3 separate regions of the Mus musculus genome follow, and regions 2 and 3 are each linked to region 1. A link is a loop called in an ENCODE intact Hi-C map of the cell type or tissue named here. Cell type or tissue: heart. All regions are shown on one strand.

What was found. Hi-C counts contacts between places; a loop is a spot of excess contacts. Peaks named below come from ENCODE experiments on the same cell type or tissue, not always from the same donor. Only the 100,000 strongest peaks of a DNase experiment are listed, where the experiment ranks them.
Region 2: a loop joins it to region 1, with 2.2 times the contacts of the local background. A loop is called at or near these places in 4 of 42 quality-filtered maps.
Region 3: a loop joins it to region 1, with 15 times the contacts of the local background. A loop is called at or near these places in 4 of 42 quality-filtered maps.

The regions. Positions count from the first base shown.
Region 1 is chr1:40,765,363-40,773,362 of GRCm38, reverse strand. It overlaps Slc9a2 (solute carrier family 9 (sodium/hydrogen exchanger), member 2), which reads right to left. Exons shown (of 12, transcript NM_001033289.2): 10 at 7,667-7,798; 11 at 7,030-7,120; 12 at 4,478-5,737. The coding sequence ends at 5,364. Mfsd9 (major facilitator superfamily domain containing 9) reads left to right here. Exons shown (of 6, transcript NM_172499.2): 6 at 1-1,323. It overlaps Gm37915 (a long non-coding RNA gene), which reads right to left and starts at 2,049. Exons shown (of 3, transcript XR_865367.2): 1 at 1,867-2,049. In heart, a CTCF peak has its summit at 4,546 (motif pointing right); no DNase peak of the experiment used is centred here.
Region 2 is chr1:40,678,761-40,686,760 of GRCm38, reverse strand. Slc9a2 (solute carrier family 9 (sodium/hydrogen exchanger), member 2) reads right to left here and starts at 5,049. Exons shown (of 12, transcript NM_001033289.2): 1 at 4,596-5,049. The coding sequence starts at 4,887. In heart, no CTCF peak of the experiment used is centred here; no DNase peak of the experiment used is centred here; H3K4me3 peaks cover 2,103 bases; H3K27ac peaks cover 1,000 bases; H3K27me3 peaks cover 6,140 bases.
Region 3 is chr1:40,615,679-40,623,678 of GRCm38, reverse strand. Slc9a4 (solute carrier family 9 (sodium/hydrogen exchanger), member 4) reads right to left here. Exons shown (of 12, transcript NM_177084.3): 9 at 4,543-4,639; 10 at 155-286. Among named protein-coding and RNA genes, the nearest start is that of Gm35801, 39 kb to the right of the region's middle. In heart, a CTCF peak has its summit at 4,379; no DNase peak of the experiment used is centred here; H3K27me3 peaks cover 270 bases.

The DNA.
Region 1 (8,000 bases):
CCCAAATCCCAGAGACCAACCGATGCATCTGCTTTATTTAAACCCTGGTAACATCAAATGCTGAGCCCTTATCCCCTGACATTCAGATACACAGACCTCGCTGAATTCAGACCCGTGGGTTTTAAAGCCCCTGTAGCCATTTCTCATGGAGGGGAGAGGAACACTGATACATGATAGTTTTGATTAAAGTAAAAATTGCAGACTACACTGTTTTTACTAGTTAACTGTACATGACCCCTAAACCTACTGATTGCAATTGGGGTACACCACCTTCCCCTCCTCTCAGGAGTCAGAGTGCACCAGGAACAAAAAACTTTGAGGACTGCCTTCTCTCCTCTTTGGGACTCAGTCACTTTGGGCTTTGGAGAACCCCTCCAGAGTCCCACCTTTTGGGATCACAGACAGAAAATCCACATTCCGTATAATCCTCTTGACTGTTTCTTAAGTGTGTGATGCCCATTTTCAACCTAACACACATGTAATTGTGAGTGGTTCTTCAATGCACTAATTTTTCATAACTCTAATGTCTATTTATAAATCAGAAAAAGGGTGTTTTCATAGTTTTAGATGTTGTATGTGCGATAAACTCAAATATTTATGACTGTTGGAAGTATAACTTGAATGCCGTCCCTTTCCTCTCTGGCTGTGAGAAAACCAATTCACTTTTAAGTTGTTTCCACTGTGAATTTAACACAGGCGCTAAGAACTCTTAAAGGACCAAAGCATGGCACCAGTGCCATGTCCTCACACAGCATCTGAATGTCACGGAGATGAGCCTCAGAGAGACAGTGATTGGACTGATGGTATGATGTCATGAAGTAAGCTTTCAGAAGTGTTTCTACCAAGGCTATACTCTCAAAGACAGTGGACTTTTCTTTCAAATGCTTATCAAAGCCATGTTTGTATTCTTAAAACCATAGCACTTTATTTTTTAAGTGAAACAAACTTAGACTTTAAAATTGATAAGACACGTGGAGATACTGACAACCCAGATCCACCAGTATCTAGAGAAAGACTTGTTACCCTGTATTAGTGGCTTTGGGAATTTGTTAATGTGATGGTTGTTTTTCTGCTCTGCCTTCTTATTTGGTAAACAGTTGCTCTCATCTCATCTTGGCTGGTGTCTTGTTCAGAGTGCGGTCCCTAGACCATCGCGTCCTGGGATTCGCTTAAGCTCCAGCCCCAGCATATTCCTGCTGAGGGTCACTTTGAGGAGCGTGTAGGAGATTTGCTTACACAGAAAACTTGGGCAACCACTGGTCTGATCAGGTGTTTATATCATTTTATGGGGTAAAATCTCAGGGAAATTAAATCTGTTCAGTTAACGTGTGTGTGTGTGTCGTGTTCTTTAAATTCTTCTGCATAATGTCCCTAATCCTGTTTGAAGTGTCAGGTTGAGGCTGCATTAATTTGTCTCTGTATAAGTGAAGATTGCCTCCATCTAGTTTAACCTGGACTTGTGTGTAAACTTGTTTTAGAGACAGGGGGTGTTTGTGAAGGGAACTTACACACCCACCCACAACGTTCCAGCCCCAGAGAGATACTATGAACCTGGCCTCTCATGGAACTGTATGTTTCAGAAAGCACGGCTTGCCCACAGAGCAGAAAGCGCACAGCTCAGTCTAGAGAGACAAGTAAAAGATGAGGACCGGGGAGCCATATTTGGAAGGCTTCAGCCGTGAGCTGAGCAGCATGAAGTGTGATGTGCCTAAGTCCTTCAAGTAGCCCACTGAAGAAGCAAAATACTGCTTGTTCTCTATCTGGATTATCCCTTGATCCCCCAACACATACCTAACATGCAGGGTTGAGAATCACTGGATAGAGCAAGAAGCAGGGTGGAGGTGAAGCAAGAAGCCCCAGTCCTACCTGAGGAGTTACTGCTGATTGGTAGGAGGCCGCTGGCATTGAGGATGCAGAGTCCTTTTAACAGTATAACCTGGCAGGTCAGCCATCTCCTGGCTGTCCCACACCCAAGAATGTCTGGGCAGTACAAATAAGATGACAGTTAGTTGGGTGGGGAGAGAGGCGGAGATAAGCCTGGGAGAAGTCATGGGAGTGGTGGATGTGATAAAAAAAAATACACTGAAATTTTCAAAGAATAATAAAAAATATTTTAAAACAGAATATGGCTATTTTTATCAAAACATGGAGCAATGATAGATGGTAATTCTAGACTGCAAAAGTGGAAAAATTGTATTTTTAATCAGTCAACTGAAACCCTTCTATCTTGATAAATAAGAATCCCTTCTTCAGTGCAGACACCGAAGGAAAACAAATAAGATTGAAATGAAGGTGGCAGTCAGAGACATGGGTGGGGTCATTAGGGGTCAGGGGTCACCTCCTGTAAGACTCACTGCTAAGTGCCACAAGGTTCATTCTAAGAACCAAAGAGTATTTCTGGATCTATAGCCAGTGTCAAACCTTACATAGCCTGTTTCCCCCACACCCCCCCAAATGGATATCAAATTTTCCCATCTTCACTGCTATGATGCTTTGAGTTTGAGGTACTAAAGCAAGTGCAGGGTGAACTTCCCTATTCTGCTTCCCAATTTTACTAACAGGTTTATTCTGTTGTCCCAAGTTAAGAACATTCACCTGTGTGATAACAAGCTGACAGCAAGCATGTCCTAGCTTCCCTTTGGCAGATCTAAGCTGCATCCTTAGACCAGTGGGACCTAGAGGAACACAAGCAATGTATGTCCACACGGTTGATGTAATAGCCAAGATGGCTGCTAAGTCCCTAGCTAAGGACTGGCTCGATACTTCACAAGTTGACAATGCTCTTGCAGAGGTTCATGTCTATATCACCCTTTTCTACTGTGACTGGCATCAAGTAATCATCAAAAGAAGCAACAACAGAGAAAAGGCCAACATCAAATTTATCTTATTGACTTTGTCATCAGATTAAAAACTGACAACTAAGATAAAACTACTTGGGCATTCCTTTTCTAAAATTTATAGCATTACTCATTTATTAGGATGTTTTCCTTAGTGAAAGCTGAATTTGTGTCGATTTAGCCCGAAATGTCACCACATGCTGGCTTATGGTTCTTCCTTCAGTTTCAGAAAGTTATTACTCTTTGTAATATTTATTAACATAGAAAACCAGTAAAATTATATGTAGGTTATTTTTAACTTCTGTCTTCCTTGCCAGAAGTCATAAACCATTATTAGTATGCACAGTGATGATGTATTTTGGAAAACAAACATCATAGCATTTTATGAATTCTATCTCTATAGTAAAAATACCTATAAAAGTTTTGATTTCTTCTCAGAAGAAATACATGGTTTATAAAAATATAGTCATTTAAAATGGAGATTGTTTGTTTGTTTGTTTTGGCACGGAGTTCTAAGCATGTAGCTTTCCAATTGTGTTTTCATGTTTTCCCATGAATCTATCTTGGACTTCTGGGGAGGGAAGGACATGTTTTAACTGTGTGTGCATTATTTTCAGGCTCACATGATGGCCTAGCAGCCTCTTAAGACAAGAACACAAGAAACGCTACGTTAATTGTAGTGGAGAAAGGAGCCACAGAGCTGCTCCTATGTTCACTCAGGCATGTCCTTACCCTCTGTCCTAGTTAAGCTTGTTGTCAACTTGACACAATTTAGATTCACCTGGGAAGAAGGAGTCTCAATTGAAGAATTGCCTGGATCAGACTGGCCCGAGGCCAGCCATGCCTGAGCACAGTCCATCCCTGAGGGTAGCCAGGGCAAGAACTGAAGCAAAAACAAAGGGGGAGGTTCCAGGCTTGCTTTTCAGGTTTGTGCTTAATTTGCTTGCTTTATGCAGCCAAGGCTCAGCTACTCCAAGGCATGGTGTGGGTCCCAGTGGGCTGGGGCTTCCCACAGCAGTCACCAACAATGACAGTCTTCTGCCCCCGGGACTTTTAAGTCAGAGTGGGTTATCACAGCTCCTACAAAGCAAAGGGTCCTTCCAAGCTACTTTGTATCCTTTGTTGTGGCCAAGAGATCTCTGGTAACAACTATAGTACTGGCTTCATTTAAAATGTAAACCCAGGAAAGTGTTAAAGAAGAAATTCCGAAAACACATGAGAAGTCAATAAATCTCCTGCAGCTCGAGAGACATTGGTTTAAATATGAATCTTTAATAATTAATAAATCTGCAGCTTAAGAGACATTGGTTTAAATATGAACCTTTAGTGATTGCGTCCCACCGTTTCTCCCTGCCATACTCCTAAGAAGTATTCCAGAGAATAGAATCTAATTCTTAATGAAAGATTTGAGTCACTACATTATCAAAGGCGAAAGAGGTAACAAATTAAGGACTAGTGCAAAAAGCGGGGGTTTTCTCCAAAGAGCTTCCTCATCCAAAGTCAAACCCAAAGACTCACCATTTCCTTCAACACTGGAAGGCGGTCTGTATAAGCGTTGATCCTTCCCCGCTTGCAGCTCTGAATGCACTACAGGACAATTTTATTAAAGCGGGTGATCCTGGATCCCTAATGAAAGGAACCACCTCCCTTTCCTCCCAGCCCCACACAACATAAAACCCAAGCGGTCTCTAGTGGCTGCCATGTCCACAATGGCCACAAGAGGTCCTCACTGGTAGGACTTCTCAGAAGCTGCCACCAAGTCTTTAAACACTATGGGCTGATTTTTGCCCGAGTGAATCTGTCTGTACCTAGACAAAAAGGGGGGTGTGGTGAGGTGGCAGGTGGAGAGTGCATGTTACTCCAAAGCCAGGAAAAACACAGAAATGGACCAAGAGCAGCCTGAACCTCATTGTTTTAAAGTTGTACAGGGACTTCCCACCCACACTCTGAGAGTCACACCATTTCATGTGCCTACCCATTCCAACCTGTGCCCTATTACTGTCAGTCAAAGCCTCTTCTAGGGACAATGTTCTTCTTCACTGAGTCCTTCAGCTCAGCATGGAAATGGTAGGATCTGGAACTTAGGACCCACCTCTAGGAGTTGACCCTCACCCCCTTGGAAAAATATTCTCGACACTTTTGGTGTCATTCCCTTAAAAAAAATCACTACAGATAAACACATTTTTTTCATAAATAAATCTGAGGCATATTTGTAATATATTAAAATTTTCACCAACAAAGGCGCGTTAAAATTTTCAAGTTCTGTCATTCAAGTTCAGTAAAGGCACACTTTTTTTTTCTTTCAGGCCTTGAAAGAATACATTTACTAGCCAAAAGTCACAAAAGTCATTTTGTGGGACTTCCTCTTCTTGGGATAGATAAGCAGCGCTCCTCCTGGGAATCAGTGGCTTGACTCTACTTCCCAAAGAATGCCTCTAGGTAGAGGATTTTAAATGGTAGATCAGGTTTGAGTAACAAGTCACAGCCATGCTAGCCCATTCACCCCAAGTCGGCTTTGGCTTCTTATCATGGCTTTTCATTGCCAAGGCGGCCTTTCCTGTTCCCGGGTTCTGACGCTCGTCGCACCAACCTTGGTGGGGGCTTGGGTGGAACGTCTTCAGTCAAACTGTCTTCCCTACCCCGGCCAAACCGTTGGTCTTTGGAGAGCAGGGGCTGCCTCAGCAACCCCGGTGTTTGGGTGCCCCCGTCTTTACTGCGGGGCGCTGGAGAGACGCTGGGGGGCACTCGCACAGAACCCACATCCACCTCGTTCTTCCATTCCATTTTGTAGGCCTGGGAGGCTTTCTTTGAGAACTGATCTGGCAAGAAGCGCCTGGTCCTGGGCTGCAAATTGAGCACAGTGGTTCCAACATCTGGGTCCGAGTCGCTGCTATTTCCATCTGTCACAGAATAGAAGGGCAGTGTGGGCAAGCAGAGCACAGAGATAGCACAAGTCACAGCAAAGCCCCATGGAGTCCCATCCCCTCCTGGGGGAGTTTGGGGAATGGGAAAGTCAGAAATCTCACTCTAACTCCAGCTGAGTGACCTTGAATATCTGTGTCACAAGAGCGTGCCCGTGCTAATTTTGAAGCGCTTACTTTAACTGCTAAATACATTTCCCCACTGACCGTATTTCATCACCTCCCCCCTACTTTTATAGTGAGGTTGTAGGTCCAACAGATATTAGCAAGTAAGTATTGGGGCCGAAATTCAGCCTGAGAAACTCTGGCTCTGTTTTCAGCTGCTGCTAGGATCCTTCTAAGAAGGCTCAGCTCTGTCTCTGACACTGGCAAGCAACCTGACAGAATTTTCTGCTACTTAGACTCATCTCTTCATCTGGAATTTCACGTGGATATTTGCGTTCTGTGTGCCCACAGAAGCACCCAAGCATTAACGTATACTTACTAAGCCCAAGGGAGAAGTTTGAGTAAACATTAGACCTCCTGTCTGGGGGCTGGAAATTATGGGAAGACCACTGCTGGGAACCAGCCCTTGCCTACCAGCTGGCATGACCAGAATTGAATGTTTCTCTCAAAACACAGGCAGGGGTAACAAGACAGTCGCTATCTTGCCCTCTGTTTCCCTGCTTCTTGTTTCTCAACTCTCCCTCCATTCCCACAAGTAACCTCTTCTTAATGAACGGAAACAAACAGAAACAAACAAACAAAAAAACCCAAAATCTAAAACAAACAAACAAACAAACAAAAACAACCAAACAAAGGTGCTTGCAAAAGTGTCTGAATTGTTGCCTCCCATAAATTAGCAAAACAGAATCCTAACGTAATGCTGTGGTTTACGGAGAAGAGCTTGTGTGTGTGCATGAGATTATCATCAAACAAGGAGGTTAAATCTATGGTCCACTCCATGAAAACACATTAGAATTAGTGTACGAATGTAAATGCTGTATATCTTTCTATTTACAACTTTGTATTTGATGCTGAATATGTCCACAGTAAAAGGACTTGCCTTTGCTATAATTAAAGAATCATTCAGAAAACCACGGGATTAGATTATTTATACTATACACAGGCATCTGTCCAATAAGGCCACAATGCTAACTCAGGACACCCTGGTGTTGCTTGAGCTTCACAAGGGATTGGGTTCATCCTTAACGAAGAAAGCGAGACAGTTTTGTTTCATAAGCATCCACAAACAGGCCGGAAGGCGTCTCTCCTCCGGGCAGAATCCTTACCTGCATTTGAAACCTTCTTCTTCTTCTGCAGCTTCTCTGGAAGCTTTGTGTTCTTAGGTAAGGATAAATATCGGGAGGTTGAAGTGGAAGCCTGGGAAAGAAAGTGTTATTCAGATGACAGAAATGCCAGCGACTGTCTGCCGGAAGCTACATTTGTATGACAAAACTAGATTTTAAATATAAAATGGGTGGAGCCATGCAGGCAGACCTATGGACCCTGAATATTTGAGATAGAATGATTGGGAGTTCAAAGGCACCCTTGGCTAATTATATAGGGAGTTCAAGGCCAGCCTGGGTTACATAAGATTTTAAGCAAATGAAACAAAAGCAAAAGAAAGTCTATAAAAGGAATAAATTGTTATTTGTCTTCTTTTCTTAAGGTATGTCTCACATTATATTGCCTAGGCTGGCCTCAAACAGTTCTCCTGCTTCAGCCTTTGGGGCTGTTGGGGCTATAGGAGTATGGCTCTATGCACGGTAAAAAGATTTTATTATTTGTTCCATCCCAGGGTAGCTGGGAATTGGCCCTTGGCAGCCATTTAACCAGCAGTGCCAAAGATTCTTCCTGTCAGCTGGTGAGAGGAACAGCTGAGGGCTCTGCCCTTGGAAGTCCTGCGACTCTGGGGGTAGCCGTTACCCTGCGCTCGCGGTTTGAGCTGTTGTCTTTCCTGAGACTTTCCCGAAGACTGTGCCGCCTGCGAATCAGGATCTCCTTGGCTTGCCTCTCGCTTGTGTCTGCCGTCAGGTTGTGTCTGTTATAGGACAAGGTCTAAAATGACAAAAGCGCATGGGACATTTTTACCAAAGGACCCATTGGTTCTCCTTGACTTTACATTTGTAGGACAAAACCAAAGTTGAAAGCCAGCGTCTCAAAGTTAACACTCTGATTTTGAAAGAATTACTTCTTTTGTAAGTCAGCAAGAATGCTTTTCTGTACTGAAGGCTGTGGGCTTTGTAAATTAGAAAAACAA
Region 2 (8,000 bases), 87 kb after region 1:
AAAGCACATGAAAATTCTACAAGAACTAAGCACCTCAATAATGGTAAATAAAATTATCCTTGTTAAAGTTGATAAGAAGTAAGATTTTCAATTGACAAACAAAACAGAAAACAAACCAAAAAAAACCCTGCTGTTATTGTAAAGATGAGAACACTGTGACTCTAATGTCCTGACATCATCTTTATGATGCCTGAATTCATCTTTAGAAAGAAATGAAAAATCTACTGCCTTCCTTTTTCAGACTGAAAATATATGGGTGACCCTGAACATATGTGTTGCTCTCAAGAGAAAAGACCCTGGACCGCTTTGTGGGCATTATTAGGTCTGAGCACACGGTGGCAGGCACATGGGATGTACAAAAGGAGATGCAAAGGCCATGAACTCCATCCTGTCCCTCTCTAGATAACACACGAGCTTGGGAAAAACTAGACGAAGCATAAGGCAAGTGCAAGGAGACATATTTTTCAGAGACAAGGATCTCTAAATCCAAGAACATACACAACTTTTGAGACTCATGTTTTAAACTCAAGGCAGCCTGAAGCCCAGAACAGACATCTTCATGATCCAAATGGTTTGCCTTTCAAAAATAGCGATAATAATAATTAATAATAATAATAATAATAATAGTAATAATACAATGTGCCCGCCCAGGTACCAAAAGCAAATAAAACACCCACAGTGAGACCCCAATGCTGTACAGGGCATACAAGGAATCCTGGAACAAAGACCAGAGTTCAGTTACTTTAAAGATTAGAGACAGTGCTCTGTCCCTGAACCCCAGCAGAAGTAAAGTATACAGCCACATTCACTCAGGTTAGGGCTAGTGCAGCCCTCAATGGCCCAGTTCATGAGAGAAAGCAACACAGACAGTGGTAAGCACAGGACCTCAGCGTCTTCCTCTAGATGCCTCTTAAGGTCAGCTTAGAACTATATCCTGGCACATAAGATTCAGTAGGCAAAGGATGTGGAGTTTTCTGTACAAATAAAAAGAATCAATGCATTGTGAGAAACGCATGCACAGTGAGACTCTAGAGTGTCCAGACAAGAGGTCCTAAGGAAAAGGAGAGGAAGTGCTTTGCTCCAAGGTGGGCTAAAATCAATGAACTTTTTTTCTTTTCATTCAGCTAAACTATTCTACACACACCCATCTCATCAATTCTACAATCAGGCTTGCAGGACATTTTATAACTGCAGAACTACATCTCTAGCCAAATAATGAGGACGTTGACTTTCCCCCCAATAAGCAGATAAAGCAAGGAGAAGATAAGTTGACTTAGGCCTTGTGTAGAACAAGATGAACAAGTGTGCTTTCAGATTTGTAAGAATACTTCCAAGACCTGAAGCAATGCAATCTAGATAGCCATTCTAAGTTCACCACTGGTATTTAAACCTCCTACAAATGTTCTTAGGTGCAGCCTGTTCATCCTTGTTTAGATTAATCACAGGGAATATTTCTCCCTGTTCTCTGAGCAGGTAAGTCCTAGCACACCAGGTACTTCCATTAAAATGCCCCAAACAGAAACCACGCTTTCTATATGAGCTGGCATTTGTGTTGCCCCATAACCTTATATCTCCATGTGTGTTGAACTCCATCACCTTTCCCAACTGTGAGCAACTTAAGCTACCTGTGTAAGTGAACCGCTCCCAAACAAAAGTCTTCAAGCACAAAAGCTAAAACAGAACCTGTTTAATTTTGAAATAAACCTTGCTATTAAAAATCAAGGCTTGCAAATAAATAAAAACGTCACTTGCTGACATTAACCAGACCCAAAGTCTATACAGCTTAATGAACTTATACACAGTTAGAAATAACGTTAGACGCTGAAGCTGAACAGTTACAATGTGAATGGGTTTATTTTAGTTCTAATTCTGCATGGACACTTTGGCCTTGGAGATAGGTAAGTGAATACACTATATTTGATACATAAAATATAAACATTAAGCACAAAGCTCCATGGTTCCTGTTTCAGAACTTATTTTCCTGGCCTGTGAAGTTGTTCTGCTGTACCCTGGCAGGTTTGCTCAAAGCCAAAGAGAGAGTAGAGGGTTGGGGCGGGGCAGGATGGTGCTGGAGAAAGACTTGAGGGTATGTGGAAAGGAGACTTCAGTATATCTGGGTATTTGCACATTCCTTCAGGAGCAGCCAAGGAGGCAAGAGAAGGATCGGTTACAATATAGAAAGAAAATGGCAAAGACTCCAAACAACAGATTTCCTTTTTAACTTGAAAAATTCCACTTCCTGTTCTAACATCTATTTCTTTCCCTTTACATCGGGGAGCCAACACCTGTGGACTTGAACCTCTCTGAAAAAGAGACAAGAATGGAGTGCTGTCATCTCTGCCCTGCCCCAGTGGCCTGAGAAGTACAGAATCCAAGGAAAGCCAATGGACTGGGAGGATACATGTGCAAGGTATTATAACTTTGGTCAAATCTGGCGTTGTGAGGGCATAGTGGCCTGTGAAACAGAAGAGGGCTAAGACCATGGTTAACAGAGACGTGAAGGTGCCTGTGTGCAAACTTTGACTCACATAAGCATGGACACATTTAACCAAGTTCCACACGGTTAGGATGACGATGTCCATTAAGATGACTGGAATACCACAGCTGGGTTGAGAGGACTCCCAAAGGCAGCCCAAGAGAACAAGAGCTCAGGAATAAACAGAAGGCAAGAAGCACAGAGACAGCAAAAAAAAAAAAAAAAAAAAAAAAAAAAGGGCCACCTAGCACTGTGGCTCTCTGGAGCACCGTGGCCATTGTCACCAGCAGCACGCCTGCCTTGACAACCAGGATTAATGGACAAACCCACTCTCCTCTAATCCTTATTCCAGAATACTCTTTCAGAGAGGACCAAAGATGAGGCATCAGGCCTTCCTCGGCCTAGAACTGGGTCTCTCCACCCACCAGCAAAGCTACCTCATGTCTCAGCTTCCTCCTCCCCAAAACAGGGCCATCATATCTACCCAGGATGAAGGCTGTGAAAATGAGGGATAATGAACTTAAGTGCCCACTAGCGGCTGTTATTAGTGTAATTAATCTGATTAAAATAATCAGGGGTAAAGAACAGAAGAGGGTGTCAGAGCAGAAAAGCAGTAATGGGAAAGGTCACAAATGCAGCCCTCCTGGGCTCCGACTCAGGCACAGGCAGGGAACCAGAGGCAAGCTACCTGTGTGCATTTGGTGGGTCCGACTTTGTGGGTCATAGTATGGACTTTCCAGTTTTGGTTTCCACCTCTCTGAGGTGAGAGTATTCACAGCTGCACATCCCTACAGGGCAGGGATGCTGTGGGGGATGATGTAAAGAGAGAGCATCTCGGGCTATTATTAGAGACCATGAGCTTATGTGGCTGTTTGCTTGATAGGGAAGTCCATGTCTCTTATACCATTGCTCAGATGGAATTAAAGCACGCGCAGCTAGTTGGTCATGCCAGAGCCAGCAATTCCAGACTGCAGAGTCATTATGTAGTGTAGGACACCTTTGCTTACCACCATCACAGGCTAATAGATTTAATCTAACCTCGGAAGTCAATGCCAGGCTTAGCTTGCAAGTTCTACACTCTTACAAACCATCCCTGCCACCTGCTTAGACCCACCCCTTTCCAGTCACACTTTTTGTTTCTCTCTAGAATGCTGTTTCCGGTGAACAGCTCACACTGACCAGACTTTAGTCATCCTTGAAAACAGTCTGTATAAGTCAGGCCAGGATGTGACCCCTGCATCTATCCCCAGCCATATTGTGTTTGCCGAGGAGTATTTCCTGTGTTGTAACCATCGATGCCTCACCCTGATCATCAGAAAGGTTCCCTAAGAAAGGCTGAGATGTATGGAAAGCTGCATCCCACAAGGTGAATGCAAAAGCATAGAAAACACCGCGTTCTTCTGACCTCATACATTTTGAACAGTACAGCGATAGCGAATGTGCTTTAATACTGCATACAGAGTAAAATGGTGAGCGGGCGTTATGATGGAGTGATCAGGTTAACAGATGAGAAAACGGGCTGAGCTTGGGGATGGGTTAATTATTTGTTAATAGCTGGTCTCCCTGGCTCCAGTTACCTCTAAAGAAGAAAAGGCTTTCTAGAGAGGAAGGAGCCCAGAGAGCCCAGAGAGAAAGAACAGGGCACTGGTGTTGTAGTGGCAAGCATTTAGGTGTCCACAGTCCCAATTTAAGCACCTCATCAGACAGGGACATGAGGAGGGTCTGTGTTCTGCCAACGCACCCTCTCCCATCCAAGATCTTGCCCACTTCCACTCTCCTCTCTACTTGTAGATGATATACAATCTAGCTAAGCCCTGCCTCAGTTAGCAAGCAAGTCTCCCTCAACTTTGGCACAGACCTGTCAAACTTGACGCTCAAAGCAGAAGTTCACAGTGGGTCTCTATGCTATGGGCCAGTCTTTCCCGGCTTTCCAAGGCCAGCGTCGGATTAAGAACAGGAGATCTTTCAACCACAGGAGCTAATCTGTCCGTCCAAGGCTGCCTTGGTGCAGGAGGAGCTGGCCACTATCTGAGACCAACTACTTGCCTACTTGGCGAGTCACCCACCAGGATCCCCAGTCTGATCGTCCCCGCCCCCACCCACGGGTACAGTTCCTTACCAATCTTGGCCAAGGAGGCCAGTAGGATCCACAAAGTGATCTCGAAAGGGATTTGCACGTGGGGGTAATCCAGGGTGAACACGGGCAACCGACTTTCCTCGAACGGCGTCGTTCCCGGGGCCACCACACTGGCAGGACTTGGCGGGTTGGAGCTGGCACCCCTGGCCCTGGGTGCGTCCAGCAGGGTCTCGGCCAGCGCGCCCGCCGGCACTGCCACCTGCAGAGACAGCAGCAGCAGCAGCAGCCAAGACAGTGGCGCCCGCACGCTGTGCGCGGTGCCCCGGGGGCCCATGGGGTCGGCAGCTATGAGCGCAGCAGAGGACGCTGGTGTAGGATCTGGGTTCCCTCAGAGCATCGCGGGAGGGACAGCACTACTAACTCAACGGGACTGCGAGAGTACCACACCACCGCCTCCACGGGGTCGGGGCCCTGTCGCCAACCAGTTCGGTGGGTGTGAACCTCGCAGGGCCCGGAGGGGAGCGCGCAGCGACAGGAGGCCACTGCGCGGTCCCTCGGCCGCGCTCAGCCTTGCTCAGCCGCCCTCCGCCGCCGGCCGCCCTCCCATGCCTGGCAGCTACAGGCCCTGCCCGGGGCGGCCCGAGGGCGGGCGGGGACGGGGACGGGGGCGGGGCGGGGCGGGCGCGGCGCCCCGGTGGCGGGGCGGGAGGACGCGGAGACCCGGTGCGACGCGCACCTGCCGCAACCCACAGTCGACGCGGGGGCGAAGGTCGCGCCGCTCTCTAGCCCGCCCGCGGACCAAGAGCCGCTGTTCTTGGGAGCCCGGGAGCTGTGGGTGCACTAGGTGCTCGGTGCGCACGGTGGCCTGAGCTGTCCCCGCCCCGGAGGCAGCGTCGGCCGTCCATCAGGGCTGGGACCGACGCGACCCACGCGTCGCGCCCTGCCCCCTCCCCCCGCAGGCTCCTGCAAGGAGACACCCCGGGGCGCTGGCACGCGAGGAGGCGCCGCGGGCTCAGGCAGGGAGGCGACGCCGGGCGCGGAGGAACTGGGGAGCCTTCGCCACTGCTGGGTCTGCAGAGACCGACTCACCGAGGGGAGCCTCTCGGGGCCTCGGAAAGATGAGAAGGAAGAGCAAAGCACCTTGAACACAGCCTGTTCTCTGCGCACCGAAACTCCCGGTTGAGAACTCAGCGCTCCCACGCTCTCCCAGAACCCTTGTCTTTCCGCTTTTCCACTCCTTGTAACAGTGTGCACTCCACTTTTCTTCCCTCCCCCAGCTTTGGGGACGAAAAAGTCTCTGTTTTTAGGCTTCGAGGTGAATCTGTCTGAGGGCATCAGAAACATAACTATTTCGTGGAAAACCAGTGATTTGCCTAGCTTAGACGGACTTGTTCGGCTAATTACAGGATGGACTGCGGTTTGGAAAAGCGGGATTCTCCCAGCGCCAACTGGCCCTTCTCCCGAGCCCGACCTTCCGCAGGGGCATTGCCAGGTGCCCTGCCTGCGATCCCACTGTCCCGGTGTCCTCACGGTGAGAAACTGAAAGGAACCGAAACCAAACCATCTGCCTCCCAGTTAACCCACACGGTTTCCCCTAAACGTATAAAATAAAAATTCTTATCTTTCCCACAGGGTTCCGGCTCTTGTTTATACACCCCTCAGTCTGACACAGAAAGGTCTAACAGAATCTGTGAGATGTCAGTCGTCGGAGGCCATCTGAATAGAGGCAAGCAAGGAACCTTTGAGTCTGGGAAAGGCAGGGACCATTCTAGCCCGAAGTAGAATGGGTCTCAGGGTTGATACAGAATCGGCACAGAATGTATCAGTTTTCCAGCTTTGAAGTGGAACTGCCTGTGAAGATTCTGTTTCCTTGTAAAGATTTACTGAAACAGGCAGAGCCTAACCCTTTTCCTCCCTGCTGGGCATTTGCATATCAACGACTGATTCTCCCATCTCTTTTCTAAGAAAGGACTTGTTAACTAAGTGTTTTCTTTCTCGAATTGCCTTTCTCTCCAGAAGAGGCGCTGGGAAAGCACTTTCACTTGAATTTTTGGTTATCACAAATACCGAAGTTGGGAGGGAAAAACTGTATCTGTTTTACAGGTGAAGCACTGCACACACACGAACACCCTTCTAGATTAAAGTTCTAGAAGGTATCCACACCCAGGCCTGACCTTGCTAAAGCTGGTTCCACCCCACACTACCAATTTTAGATTATTTATCAAATAGAACAATGAAGAATATTTTAGGGGTCGTTTAAGAGCATAACTCTTAATAGGATGAAGTTCTGCGGAGAGTAAGCAGCACACAGTCAGACAGTTATTCTTAGATGTTGTGACATCACAGGAGGGCAAGCACGCAGTCAGACAGTTATTCCTAGGCGTGAGAATGTTGAGAACGACTGTGCATCGTAGGATAAATGACATTCCACCTCACTGTCTAGAGTATCTACACAGGTCACAGATGCTGGAGTCACTGTCCTTTGTAAATCTCTGCTACTGCAAAGACTAATCGGTTTTTGTAAAACTTGGGAAAATCTTTTTATTCAGTCTTGTGGGTGATAAAGAGGAGATAAAGAGCAACCTGCTGGGGCTGGGGAATGGCTCAGCCCATGAAGAGCCAGCATGTAGACTTGAGTTTGAATCCCAGAATCCATGTGGTGGTATCACACATTGTGAGCCCAGTATTCCTCTGGAGAAAGACCTGAGGCAGGAGAATCCCAGGTGCTCCCAAGCCAGAGAGAAGTGAACAATAATAGACCCCTTTCAAACAAGGGACAGGGCGAGGACCAACAAATACCTGAGCCTGTCCTATGAACTTCAGCCATGTACCACACACGCGCGCGCACACACACACACACACACACACACACACACACACACACACTTTCATCTTTTACCCAAAGCAAAGAAAGAAAGAATTACATGTATCCTGTTATGCTTACATCTTAAATCTGTCTCAGTGTTACATACACTAAAAGCTGGTCACTAAGAGGAGTGGTGTTACATGGCTGTGGACCCTTAGGAGGTGAGCCCTAAGGGTAAGAAGTTAGGTCATTGAGGGCAAAACCTTGAAGAGCATTTTGGGGTGCTGGGACATCTCTCTGTCACTTCCTGGTCACCTGAGTTATGTAGCTTTCTCTGTCATGTGTCCTGTTGCTTTGCCACAGACCACAAAGCAATGGCATCAACTAACCCTGGACTGAATGCTCTTCACTGAAGGCTAAAACAAATCTTTAATCCTTTATCCTTTTCCTTGGTATGGTGTTTGACACAGTGAGGAAAGTTAGGGTGGCACCGCTGTTACCATTGGCTTGGCCATTTCCCCAAAGGGTCCTATGGAGGAGCTCAGCCCCTGAGACCTCTGCTTTCAGCTGTACCCACAGAATGACTGAAAGCAACAGTTAGATATTGTCTGGACTAACTTAAAACGTGTTAGTGGCTTTTC
Region 3 (8,000 bases), 150 kb after region 1:
CTGGATCCAGAGGAGGGAGCTGTTCCAGTCTGTTTGCCCCTAAGGCTTTTCCATCTCTCTGGTAGCAAGTGAAGCTTGAGTGAGTGACTTGCCCTCAACTGATGAGGCTCTGCCCCAAGGATAGGTCCCTTTATTTGGTGACAGCCCCACATACCGGCTTTCCCCAGGGCAGACTCTGGCCTTTCCGCATGCTCTCCCTCAAGGTGTTCTGGCGACGGATCAGAATCTCTTTGGCTTGCTTCTCACTTGTTTGGGGTTTGAGGTTGTATTTGTTGTAGGATAGGGTCTGTAAGTAGAGCACAATAACAGTCAGGTAAGAACTCCAGCGTTACCTCCAGTGGTGCCCAAGACAGAGTAGATAGCATGGGCTCAGATTTGCCTCTGGCATGACTGAGCTAGCCTCAGTGGGAGTAAGGCTGCAAGCAGCCTCAGGACTCTCAGGCCTGGCTATGGCTGTGGATGGCGAAGCAAGTCTACCCCTCTGCCCAACCCTCCCTACTGCACCCACAGGCTGTGACTGTCCTGCATACCCACATTCTTCCCAAGATTATTTTCAGTGCTAAGCCTATTGATGTGATGGGTAAGAAAAACATTAAAACTAATTTTGAAATTTCCACAAAGTTTCTGCTTATAATTAAGGACAACACACACAGGGAAAGAGGGGGAGAGGGGGAGGGGAAAGGGGGAAGGGAGGAAGAAGCAGACTGGGGCGGGGAGGGATATGGGGCGGGGGAGGGGGAGGGGTGGGGAGGGGAAAAGGGGGAGAGGGAGGGGTAGAGGTTTCCCAGTGAAAATACTCGTTAACTTAAAGACCAGAGCCCAGAAGGAACAGCTTGACAAACTTTAAATGACTTTTTCTTCTTGCCTTCACCTCAAAACACTGAAAAGCTATCATAGACCACAGGTCAATATCTATCCATAAACATATGTTTGGTTAACTGGAATTTCTTGTCCCCATTGATGTTTGCTCCAAGTTCATCAGTGAATGTCTGATTCCCTGGAGTCGGTAAGTGATGTGTGTGTGCGTGTGCATGTGTGTTTGTATATATGTGTGTGCACGTCCGTGTGTGTATGTGTGTGCACATGTGTGTGTATGTGTTTGTGTGTGCCTGTGCATGTGCTGATGAATTGCAAAGCTCTGCTGCATAAGGAGGTTATTGTTGCCTGTGTCCTCCTTACTGGTTTGTGGCTTTTTAAAAAAGATAATTGCTTCAATAACAAAAAAAAAAAAAGGATATTCTATTAGGCACCATAGCAAGCAGGGGATTAAAAATGAATAACTATAAATTCAGGTCTTTCAATTGCTCACAGTCATCTGTGGGAGTCAAGTAGACATTCAAGTGACTTAATATGTTAGAACCAGCCAGGTGGTGGTGGCGCACGCTATTAATCCCAGCACTTGGGAGGCAGAGGCAGGCGAATTTCTGAGTTCAAGGCCAGCCTGGTCTACAGAGTGAGTTCCAGGACAGCCAAGGCTATACAGAGAAACCCTGTCTCGAAAAACAAAAACAAACAAACAAACAAACAAAAAAGATGTTAGAACCATCAGGGAGATATCGGGCAGGGTGCTTACTCAGACACACATGGGCCAGGCTCACTGGACTGAGCCTGCAGCCCTGAGTGGGTTCTACCCTGGGACAAGTGTAGGAGAGAGAGACCTGAGAACTAATCAACTCTGAGGGAAGGTAGGAGGAACCCCAGGAAAAGGCAATAAGTTTGTTATTATGTGAGAGAAACACAATATCCAAAGACTGAAAGCACAAACAAGCAGTGGTGACGACAAGCCACAAACCACCTGCCAGGAGTGAAGACCTCATCTTCCAGCCAGGTGTGAGTCTGTTGGGGCAACATGCTCTCAGATGCCATAATCCCCAGAGATAAGACATGAATACAGAAACACATACTTCCAAACAGCCCTTTCACAGGGTTGCATATTAAATACTTATATCATGACTCATCACAGTAACAAAATTACAGTTAGGAAGTAGGAATGAAAATAATTTTATGGTTGGGGGTCACCACAACGTAAAGAACTGTTTTAAAAAGTCACAGCATTAGGAGAACTACTGCCTTAGAGTCTGGGCTGAGCTTTATTCCTTGATAATTTTGGGGTGCGCCTCTCTGTCTCCATCCTGCTGTGTCGCGCAGCTCCCTGTCTCTGCAGTTGTGCCACTGGGAATCTCTGAAATTAGTCCTTCACCTCCCCCCACCCATGGATATTCTATCTTGGAAATGCTAAAAGGAAGTATTTTAAAAAGATGTGTCCAGAATCAGAGTGGGAAAACCACAGTTTCATATCAACTATGGCTTAGGATAGGCTAGAATCCGGCCCTATATTCTTTCTGGCGCTGCCCAGAAGTGACTACCAAGCCCCATGACAGACTCTTCTAAACTATGCACAGTGATAAATGTCTCCATCCAACAGTCCTGCTCCTATTGTCCAGATGTGAGGACAACAGACGACCTCTACACAGTCTGTGTCGACCCTTCGAGCAGTAGACCGTCCACTATACACAGTGGATATTCAGTTGTTCAGGGTAGCATTTCCAGGATATTTTCCTTTGAAAAAGTATAAGACTTTCATAACTGTAGAAGTACTTGAGGTAGTGGGGAAAAGCAGGTGTGTTGTTAGGGGAGTTGTTTGGTTGTTTGGTTTGTTGGTTTGTCAACCTGACACAAACTGGAGACACCTTGAAAGGGGAAAGCTTACTTGAAGGACTGTCTTTATCATATTGCTTGTAACCCAGTTTTTGGGACATCTTGTTGATTCATGATTGATATGGAAGGACCAACCCACTGTGGGCAGTGCCATTCCCTATGTAGGTGGTCCTGGGTGGTATAAGAAAGCAGGCTGAGGAAGCCAGGGGAGTGAGCCAGGAAGCAGCAGCGCTTCTTCCATTATCCCTGCCTCTGTTCCTGTTTAAATGCCTGCTCTCACATCCCTCAGTGATGGACTGTGACTGGGATGTGTAAGCCAAATAAACCCTTTCCTCCCCGTTGCTTTTCCTCAATGGTGTTTGTCATTCTGGACTAACAGGAAAGGGGATTCACAGTGAGGTATATTTCCAACAAACTAAGAGTGGAGGCAAAAGGTACCTGCAGTCTATCATGCCCCCTCACTCCCTCTCTCACTAATTCTATTCTGATTTGACTCCACTTAATGCTTAGCAATGAACCCTCTAATGAACACAGGCAATATATTCCAGGAAGGAAGTGAGATGCTGCATAGCATAGAAGAGAGACTGCCGAAGACAAGATGAAAGAAGAAGGTGGCTATCTGGCTCATCCATACCAATCACCAGGCAAGAAAATGCTCCCCAAGACTTGATTACTGGTAGTATGATGAAAGCAAGCCCACAACCATGGTCCCTTCTTTCCAGATATCTCTAGTTTGTGTCAAGTTGACAGAATGCTAACAACACACCTATTTTTCCTCTATATCTGAGGAGTGAATGAGAATGTGGGCAGTGGACCATTTCAAAATGTATTGGAGTTTCAGAACTTCAGCCTCCTTCCTCGTATCATGAAGATGGAGAAAACACTGAGTGCCAGGTACTCAGTGGGCCTGGCTTTCACTAGGCTAGCCACACTCTCCACACCAGGAAGTTCTTATCTACTTAGTGGAGGTGAAACGTGATAGTCTTGCTGGAACAGTTTCGCTTGGAATGATTTGAAAGCCATAGCGCTTAGTAAGAACATTGTCACCGAGCTGACCTGTATTCCTCCAGCCTTTCTGAAGGAGGCCCTGAGTCATCAACACTTCTGACACAGAACTCTGGACCACTGATGTTCACTGGCATTGTAAGTCTGGAGTCTTAGAAAGAACACTGGGCAGGAGCTCAGCAGAGACCTCTTAACTTACATGTATCCTATAACCTTGACTCAAAATGATCCCCAAGTTTGCTGACCCTAGCATCTTCTACTTGAGAATGAACAGCTTAGACGGCTTCTTAATCTCATCCAAAGCATGATCTATGCCATTACCAAGAGCAAAAAGAGACATATTTAATCATAGCCAAGAAATAGGATGGACAACTGAGCCGTCAGACCTGAAAAGGCTTCTGTGGGGATGACATTGATTTATCTGTCACTAACTCAGACCCTTTGCTAAAGACAATGAAGAGACCATACCAATTTCTGGACCAAAACACCAAGACCCTATAGTCGAGCTTTCAGCAATATAGCATCCTGATTCTGATCCAATAAACTCTTGTTTCTTAACTTTTAGCATAGTTGACCCTACTGGGTAACCCGACGGCTGTCAGAATCCTGGTGCCATCTTTTCTTCACTACGGGAGGGGGGCTGCATCTGTCTTCCCTTTTAGGACAGGCAGATCTATGGGTTCTGAACATTTCAGCTGCACAGCTGGGGCAGCCTGACCCCTACAGCCAGCATTTGGATTTGCATTTATTCTAAGGCCACTGGTGCCAACCTCACAGCTGCAGAGACTACTTCAGGGAGAACAGTGTGAACAAGGACTGAAGACCTGGTAGGGGCAAGGCAGGGTAGGGCAGGAGGCAGTGCAGAGGGCTCACACATACTCTTTGTCGAACTTGGTACATGCTTCTTGTCAGAATGTCCCGCATGGACTCCACGTCTTCAGGAGAAAGCCGCTTGATTCCCTGTATCCTCTCAGACCTGGAAACAACAATGGAGAAAAGGCATTATTTTTCTGTCTGGGTAAAAAGTGCCATGACAGAACTCTGCACCTTGCCCCACCCTGGAGAAATTCCTAAATTCCAGGATTATATTATCCTTCCCACCACCTTAGCAAATAAATTAAGATCAAACATATGTTTTGACATAAATATTTTAAAATATTGCTCCCTTATAGGTTCCATGTGGTTATTATTGTGACCAATTTCTAAAGGGTGTTTAGCAAGGTCGTGACCACCATCTAATTTATAAAATACAATAAAAATTAATTTTAGGAAATGATGCCACAAAATGTAAACCTAACATTTTGCTGTAAAACTTAGTAGGAATAAAACAAAAACAAACAAACAAACAAAAACCCCACTCAATCAAATGTTCGTGTGGCTGTTTTTGTTAGTTCTGTGCTCAAATAGACAACACATGTTCAGAGACCAACACCATCTGTACCACTGAGTTTTGAGACTCAGTGGTATGCTGGGTTATTAATGTTGCGTGGGTAAAGTTCTCTGGTAACTGTGCAGTTAGGGGCCTGTGATGGGTGGTTTTAATTGTCAGTTTGAAATGACCCAGAACCACGTGTGAATAGAGCATTGCTGTAGACAAGCCCGTGGAAGATTGTCTTGACTGCCTACCTGATGTAGGAGGACCCAGACTGAACGTGCAGGTGCCACTCCTGGTCCAGAGCCCTGGGCTGTGTAAGGGCAAAGATTACCAAGCACTGAGCATGCGCGCTTGCCTTCTCTATGCTGACTTGACTGTCATGTGACTAGTTGCTTCAGGCTTCTGCCTTGACTGTCCCAAAATGATGGACCACAGGGATGTAGAACTGTGAACTAAATTATCAATGTCTCCCTACATTCCTTTGTATCAGGGTATTTGTTTTTCTCCACAAACAAAAACTAGGGCAGGGCCTTGTTTTTAGTTAAAGAATAATTAGGAAAGGGGAATCACATTTTCCAAACAGAATCCAACTATTTGTACCCTGAGAGTCAACCCAGCTGCAGCATTGGGCATCCAAAGACTTGAAAACCTAGCATCAGGGCCAGGTTAGCAATCAATGCCCAATTGTCCTCTGGGATTTCAAAGCTTTAGACATAGCTATGAAGAAGAAATCTCAAGTGACAGATGTATTTGATTACAATCTGTTATCAGTCACCAAGAAAACCTTTTAATTACACTGGAAATATACATTCAGTGTAGACCATAGGCATTTACCAAGAAGCAGCTGAAGGTTCAGTCCTCCTTCCAACACAGCTGGCTTTCTAGCCTGCTGCTCCTGCCCAGGTAGCTCTTAGTTTCCTAGTCTCTGCTCGCTTCTTAGAAGCATAAAGGCACCAATGACTTCGATAGCTCCCTTCCCTGTTGTCAGGATGATTAATCACAGGGATGAATCATTAATTTCAATACAGCCAGCATTTTAAGTACTGTTCCCCAAGCCTTACAACCATTGAAAAATAAAAGTGGTTTGGATGCAATGTGCAATTGATAAGTCACTTTTATATGGGGAACGATGGTGCGTGGGCTTTATCAATTGCCATCTGCATAACGTCCAACGCTGTTTCTATAAAATGACTGGAACTTAGGCGCCATCCTTGGTGACTGTGTGAATGTCCTCCAAAAAAATTTATTCTGCTTAGGTACACCTGCTCCCACAATGTGAGCAATCCATTCCACCTGTATGGGTGTGTGTGTGTGTGTGTGTGTATTACTAAACAGAAACACCAGCTAGTCAAACATTTCTATGTTCTACATTCATATAAAATAAATAAAAAGAAAAAAATGATAAAGGAAATGGCAGGTGAAACTTGACACAGCAGCAGATCTGGCATTCCCCCGAGCTTGTAAGTGACCACTCCAGGAAGGACCAGGCTTAATTAAAGTCCCCTTGGGTTGCTGGCTAAAGTGAGTAACACGGGATTCACACAGCTTCACCTCCCTCTGACTCACACTAATAAGTACCAGCTCCGGTTCACTTGAACCAGGTGATGTTTGGAGTTGTCTTCATGTCACTTCAGGGACACAGCCGTCCCTGGAATACTCACATCATAGGTGCAAGAAAGACACTGCCCTTAGAAAACAGTATTAGTGGGGATCTTAAAGACCAGTGATTCCGAATGTAAAAGGCATAACCCTTTTCTCTGGAGTATTCATTTCTTATAGGTAAAGGGGATCACAGTTGCTAATATAAAACGAGGAAATCTAAATTCAATAGCATCTGAATACAAGGTTCACAATTGTCATGAATTCTTTACTTCCTGCTGTCTTTCTGCCTGCCTTCCTTTCATGAGATGCTACACCAATGTAAGGAGACTAAGTTAATTATGAGACCCAGCAAGCATTATGTTCACACCATAGTTAAGAATGTCAAAAGGTCAACTACTAGGCCCTAAATCCTTGAGAATAATAACTCTTTCAATAGTCTGGTCATGAAGTCGATGACTAGAGATTGAAGGGATGAACTGATGGCCCTGTAGACTTGCAGTTAGTATTCCTCATGAGTTACTCTGTCTATATGGATGCATGCAGGGTCCCTCATCACCGTTACTCTGTCTGCATAGCTACATGCAGTGTTCTTCATGAGTTACTCTGTCTGCATGCCTGTCTTGCATCCTTTTCAAAGGTCACTTCAACGTCCAATTCTAGCATGAGTGAAGTGTGACTTACAGGATACATGATATTTTATTGTGGAATTTACATCAGAAACCACATCACGTAGTTGTCTATCAGAATGGTGATATAAGAAACCGATCCCATCAATGTGAAGCTGACTTAAAGAGTTCTTAAACGACTATGAATTTACCTAATTATTTAAAAAAACACACAAAGGGGGTTGGGGAGGGGAATAGGCAACTATTAGAGAACATACTACCTTTTCAGAAGACCTACATTAAGTTCCCATCATGCATTTCAGCTCCAGGGGAAATAGAAAACACAGGTCTCCAGGGGCCCTGCCCTCACGCAGATACTCACACATACTCATGATTTAAAAAGAAAAAGAACATGGCATGCTCAAACTCTTCAGAGTTTAGAAATAAAATCATTTGAGATTATATAGGTAGCTAATTACCTGATAACTTTATGGCTATTTTAATACCTAAAATATTAATCTCTATAAAATTATCTATGTATCTGAGATAAGGCTGTGTGTAGCTCAAGCTGACTTTGAACTGCTCTTCCTGCCTCTGCTTCCCAAGTGTTGAGATTATAGGCTGCACCACCACACCGAGTGTGGTACTGGGAATCAAACTCAGGACTTCACACATGCCAGGCTGGTACTATAGCAACAGAACTGTATTTTCAATCCTAACCAAACTTTAAAAAGAAAACTGTATTTCATTTACTT